2 separate regions of the Homo sapiens genome follow, and region 1 is linked to region 2. Evidence: chromatin contacts called from ENCODE Hi-C data. All regions are on one chromosome and are shown on one strand. Each heading gives the region's core, a stretch centred on a gene start or an enhancer-like site at or near the end of the contact. The rest is flanking DNA. Distances are from core to core; before and after follow the strand shown. Region 1 holds the start of ACOX3 (acyl-CoA oxidase 3, pristanoyl). Region 2 holds the start of WFS1 (wolframin ER transmembrane glycoprotein).

The links. A loop is a pair of places that touch in the nucleus more often than their neighbours do. Pooled maps may share reads with other maps.
Region 1: a map of CD8-positive, alpha-beta T cell shows a loop between it and region 2 (8-fold over the local background). The contact joins the promoter of ACOX3 here to the promoter of WFS1 in region 2. A Hi-C loop is called at or near these places in 1 of 168 maps with a recorded cell type or tissue (CD8-positive, alpha-beta T cell), 1 of 37 single-sample maps with no recorded cell type and 7 of 50 pooled maps.

The regions. Positions count from the first base shown.
Region 1 is chr4:8,439,433-8,442,132 of GRCh38, reverse strand. It overlaps ACOX3 (acyl-CoA oxidase 3, pristanoyl), which reads left to right and starts at 1,410. Exons shown (of 18, transcript NM_003501.3): 1 at 1,410-1,485. It overlaps TRMT44 (tRNA methyltransferase 44 homolog), which reads right to left and starts at 1,356. Exons shown (of 11, transcript NM_152544.3): 1 at 692-1,356. The coding sequence starts at 1,310. RefSeq lists silencers at 943-1,002, 1,053-1,262 and enhancers at 731-1,464, 1,283-1,522.
Region 2 is chr4:6,268,516-6,271,215 of GRCh38, reverse strand. WFS1 (wolframin ER transmembrane glycoprotein) reads right to left here and starts at 1,366. Exons shown (of 8, transcript NM_006005.3): 1 at 1,202-1,366. RefSeq lists a silencer at 1,279-1,388.

The DNA of each region.
Region 1 (2,700 bases), core at 161-2,660, 2.2 Mb before region 2:
CTATAAACACTGTGTTCAAGGAGAAAGACACTCCTTTGAATCACTACAATGTGGTCAGACATGCAGGCTCCTAGTTAAGCACGCTCCCACTGGTTATTCTCCGACAAGTTAAAGATAACGCTGTTTGAGCACAAAGGAGATTCATTTAAACCGCCACTGCTATAGATGACATGTATGATGCACTGTCTCCCTTTCACCCTTTCGCCCCGAACGTCCGCTTCTTAGATCTAAGTGATTGTACTCAATAGTGTGGAGACCAGAGCTCCCAGGCTTTGGCAGCCTCCATTTTGCAATTGGCCCCCTGGCCCCCAATCTTTATGCACTCTTAACCTGTCTCGTCTCATTCCTTCGTCGCCACCGGACTTTGAGTACCCTACGGGTGGTGTTGAGGCTGGTCCCCAACACTTTTACACCTACAGCTTTACCTGCTAAACTCCTAGGTATTACGCAATATCCAGCTAGTCCTTCACTGTCTCTTTGAAGCCTTCCAGACACCACCCCAATCAATTATCCCATCTTCTGTACTAAGGACACACATTTCTATGCGCCCACTCAAAAAACTATGAAACACCTAACAACCTCCCTAGGACATCGCAGAGGAACTAGTACCCTTAGGACTTTTTCATTGACCCGAGGTTCTATGAATGCTTTTTTATCTAATCATATCCGTCCACTATCAAAACACTCTTACCTTGCACGACTATTTCCCTCCTGGGAGTTGTAAGGGGGCAATGTGGGCTAGTTTTCGGGATGACGGTTCTGAGAACCACGTCGAGCTCACGCTGCGCCTCTGGCTGCGATCCCGCCCCGGAGCTGGTGAGGAAGGCCAGCAACTCCGAATTGCCACGGGCGAGACTTTGGGAGAAATCCTCCCAAAGCGAATCCAGATCTGCGGCGGGGAAGTCGCCCTCCCTTCCTTCAGCATGGCCGGGGTGCCCGGAGTCCCTCAGGGGCACTGAGGCGGCTTCCCTCTGTGCCTCCTCTTGCTGGCACTGGCCCTGGGCCTCCTCAAGTTCGCAACATGCCGTGCCCTGCTCGGGTCCTGATAGCGACCTGGGACCCGGGCCCCCTCCGGGGGAACCCTGGCCGGGTCCCGGACCCCGCTCCTTCTGCTCCGAGCCTGCGCTAGTCCCGGGGCCGCGGGCCTCCGCGCAGGGCAGGGCGGCGCTCCAGCGGGCCTCCAGGCGGGCGCCGCAAAGCCGTTTGTTTGCCACCTGCGGCCTCTCCAGCCACACTTCGACCGCAGCCCAGAAGCCCTGTGGGAGAAGCGCGCCTGGGTAGCTGATCCCGGTACGGCCCACCTCAGCCATGGCAGCCAGCAGGTGTACAGCCCTGGCAGCGGCGCGCCGAGATGACGCAGCCCGGTGGCGCGGCGCGTTGACGTCATGGAGGCGGGGTGCTGGGACCGGAAATGAGAATGGCGCCGCTGGAGATCCTTTCCTGCTTTTGGTTTCCCTGGCAGGGGTTGAACTGTGGAGTGTGTGGGTGAGGAATTTGACCTGTGTTTTATTCCCTTTTGAGAGAATTCTGGGCGTGGTATAGTTACAGAATCAAACATCAGCCAGCCAGCGGGTGTGGAACGCATTGTCCTCAGTACTGATTACCGATAAAAGTCAGGGAGCCTAAGTTTGTGAACGTAAAAGATGAGTCCTCTTATGAAAGCTAACTTTTCTCCACTTGGGTTCTGGTTTGCTTTTAGTGCTGGCATTACAGCCAGTGCCTTCCTAAGTCTGAGTGCAGCCATGGCTGTTTCATAAGAATGATGTAACGTTGTCCCATGAGGGATGAAAGTCATCTGTCACCTACTGTAGCAGGACAAGCCACAGACAAAACTCCTCAGACACCGGATTAAAGAAGAAAGAGGTTTATTCGGCCGGGAGCATCGGCAGACTTGCGTCTTAAGAGCTGAGCTCCCCAAAAAAGAAATTCTTGGCCTGTTTAAAGGCTTACGACTTTAAGGGTCCACGTGAAAGGGTCGTGATAAATTGAGCAAGCATGGGAAACGTGACTGGGGGCTACATGAATCAGCTAACAGAACAGAAAGTTTTGCAATGCTTTTTTCATACAATGTCTGGAATTTACAGATAACACAAGTAGTTTAGGTCGGGGGTTGATGTTATTATTATTATTTTTTTTAACTCCTAGGGCCACGTGGTGGTGCCAAGGTTGTCTGGCTATTTATCTGACTTTTGTTTCTTTCTAACTTTTTGCTTTCTCTCTTTTCCTCCTGTCTTATGAACTAGGCAAGGTGGCAGGGAGGAGGGCAGCAGGAGTAGTAGTGGTCTCCTTATCCCTTCCTTTGAGAATTTTCACAAATTAGTGGGAGTTCTCGCTTTTATTTTTACTTTGAGTCTCTTTGGGAGACAGAGTGATAGTGTTTTATGTAATACACTTGCAGTGAGGGTTTTAAATTCTCTTATAGCTGGAAACTATCTTTTAAATAAAGACCTAGGATCAAACCTGTGTTAAACCAGTACAGGCACATGTGCCAACTTTGTCATGTCCTAAGCAGGTTAGTTTTTTTACTGGGTCTTAAAAGCTTTTTTCCTAGCAAGCAACACAGTATTTCTTAATAATAGGAGTTTTTAAGAGCCAAATGCTTGAACTTGGCATCTGCTTGGGGAAAGAGTTAAAGTAATCTTGAGGCATTAAATCTTTTGCTTCTCAAGGCCATTGGTCTCTCATGTTAGCCTTTTTATA
Region 2 (2,700 bases), core at 117-2,616:
CAACGGAGACCCCATGGGAATCACAGACCCTTGGACACAGAAGTAAACAGGTGGCGACAGTGACAAAGGTGGCCTCTGGGCTTCCCGTGGGCTCCCTCTCCTGCTGCAGAGAACAGGCAGCCAGCACATGGGGTACCCAGGGCACAGCTCCTTGAGTGATGGATGCTGGCATAAGAGAAAGCCCTTTACAAACTGCAAAGCCCTGGGCCAAATGCCAGGGGTCACTGTCCAAGGTGAGGAGAGACGGGGCTGCTTCTGGAGAGATAGGGCAGAGGCCTCACACCAGGCTCTGCCCCATCAGCTTCGTGGTCCTGGGCTGGCACCAAACCCTGCTGAGCCTCAGCTTCCTGGGGTGTCAAACGGGGACTATAACTTCTCCGCCTAAGGCTACTGAGAGGGTTAAATCTGGGTGGTGGGGGGTTGCACAAATGCGACTTCCTTGGAATTCATAACATCATCTGCTAAGTGGGTGAGAGGCCAGGGCGCCATCACATCCAAAAGGGCTGGGTAGGATTCTCCAGAAAGTTTTCGTTGATCAAACAAAAAGCTAATGATCCAGAGGGTGGAGTTCATACGAGGCAGGGTCCAGGTGCTGCCACTGAAACCCCTCAACTCTCTACTGAGGGGCCCCGAGAGAGAGAGGAACTGCCACAGCGCTCCTAAGTGGGCTGTGGGGATTCAGAATGACCCCTAAGCTGCCCCTCGGGCGGGCCGGGTCCCCCTGGGGGACTGAACCCCCCTTCCCCCCCACAACACCTCCCGGGGGCCCAGGCGCGTTCCAACGGCCGGGCGGGCACCGAGGGCGGCCGTGGGTCCCGGGACCGCGGGGGAGGGGCATGACGGGGCAACTCGGGGGGGATGGCGCGGGGCGCGGGGAGGGGGCCTGCCCGCCGGCCGCTCCGCCTCTCGGGCCTGCTGTCCCGCCCGCGGCGGGGCTCCAGGCGACAGCGCGCGGGGGACCGGGGCGCGCCCCCCGGGTGACCCGTTCGGGCCCGGAACAGGGGTCGCCTTGCGCGTTGCAGAGCGGGCGGGACCCCCGGCCCTCCAACTTCGGGGACCTTGTCGGGACTTTGGGGCCAGCCACCCATCAGCTCGGAAGGGGAAACTGAGGCCCGAAGAGGACAGTGCCTCAGGGCTCTTGCCCGCCTCCTGCGCGCTGCCCACAGCCACCGCGCCACTGCCCCAGCGCCGAAGTACTCACCGGCCCGTGAGTGGGCCGCACGCGGCGCTGCGACGCCCTGGGGCCTCTGGGCCGGCAGAAAAGTTGTTCGGGAGCAGCTGAACGCGGCGCAAACGGGAGATCTGCGGCCGCGGGGGAGCAATCTGCACTCGCTGCTGAAGAGCCGGCTAGCGCGGCCTTCTGCACGAGGGGGCGGGGCAGGGGCGGGGCCTTCGGCCTCCCTCCACTCCAGACGCGGCCCCCCGGATGCGGCGCCAGCTCGGCCTGCTGAGTGGCCGGTGTAGCCGCCAATCACTCCACATCTCCGCCAATCACGGTGCGCCTCGCCTAGCTGCGGCCCGGCACTCCCCCTGCGTGGTTGGGCCCGAGGGGCCAGAAGGCGGGTCCGGCTCGCCCACAGCGAAAGTTTCCGAGCGGACTCGGGCCCCGGCCCCGCCCCCGCCCCGCCCGCGGAACGTCCAGTTGCTTAGCGAGGCCGCTCGCCTTCTCCTGTAACAGGTGGTTTGGACCCGTGGAAAAGGCTCCGGCCACCTTTCATCCACCACTCCGGCCTCAGCGTCCCCAACTGCAGATTCATTATATTTGCTGTTGCAATATTAACACACGTCTTGAGCGCCTATTCCGGCGCTGCAAGAGAGTCTAAGGGCTCCCCTAATAACAGCAGCAGAGATGGAAAAATGGGGCCTGTTTGAAACGAGTGTCTGCAGCCAAGTACTGCTTTCAGTGCCCAGAATCAAATGCAGTGTAGCAAGCTTTTCACACGGTGACTGTGGGATTCCTTTAAAGTGTGTGTTAGCCCAGGGAGTGGGCAAGGCTCAGGCAGTTTGGAGACTCTGGGAGTTTGGTTCCTGTCTGGGAGGCGTGGTTTGGAGATGAGGGCGAGGGTCTATCCTTGAGAGGCCCTGGGGAACGTGAGACCCTGCCTGCTCTGTCTCTGGTCCCCACAACCAACCTGAGCTACCTGTCCTAGTTATCACAGCAGAAACTGGGGCTCGGAGTGACTGTCAGAGATAATGCTTACCAACATGTTGGGAGCAAATATTCCAGATGGCTTTGGAGATGAGTTCTGAACACACTACTTCGGAGGACTTTTGTCAAAGCGGCGTAGTTCATGTCAGTCACCTCATTTGATTCTCCAGCTGCCCCCACTGCCCACCCCCGATCCCCAATGTTCACGTGTGACCCTGTGAGGCTCACAGAGGAAGGAAGAACACCTGCCGTCAGCCTCGCCTGCTCTGTCCAGGTTGGCTTAGGGGCTTTCACAGCTTTCAAGGGCCCCCCTAGTGACCCAAGGAGGGAGGTGGCACTGAGCCCATTTTTTATTGATGTGAAAATTGAGGCTCAGACATAGTTATTTGCCCAAAGTCTTGAAGATGTCTTTCCACCTTATCACACACTAACTGTAGAAAATTTGGAGAATTACTAAAAGTAGAAAGGAGAAAAAAAATCACTCAAAGATGATCACTGTTCACATTGTGAGATTTATGCACATTTAAGAAAATAATAAATATTAATGTGAA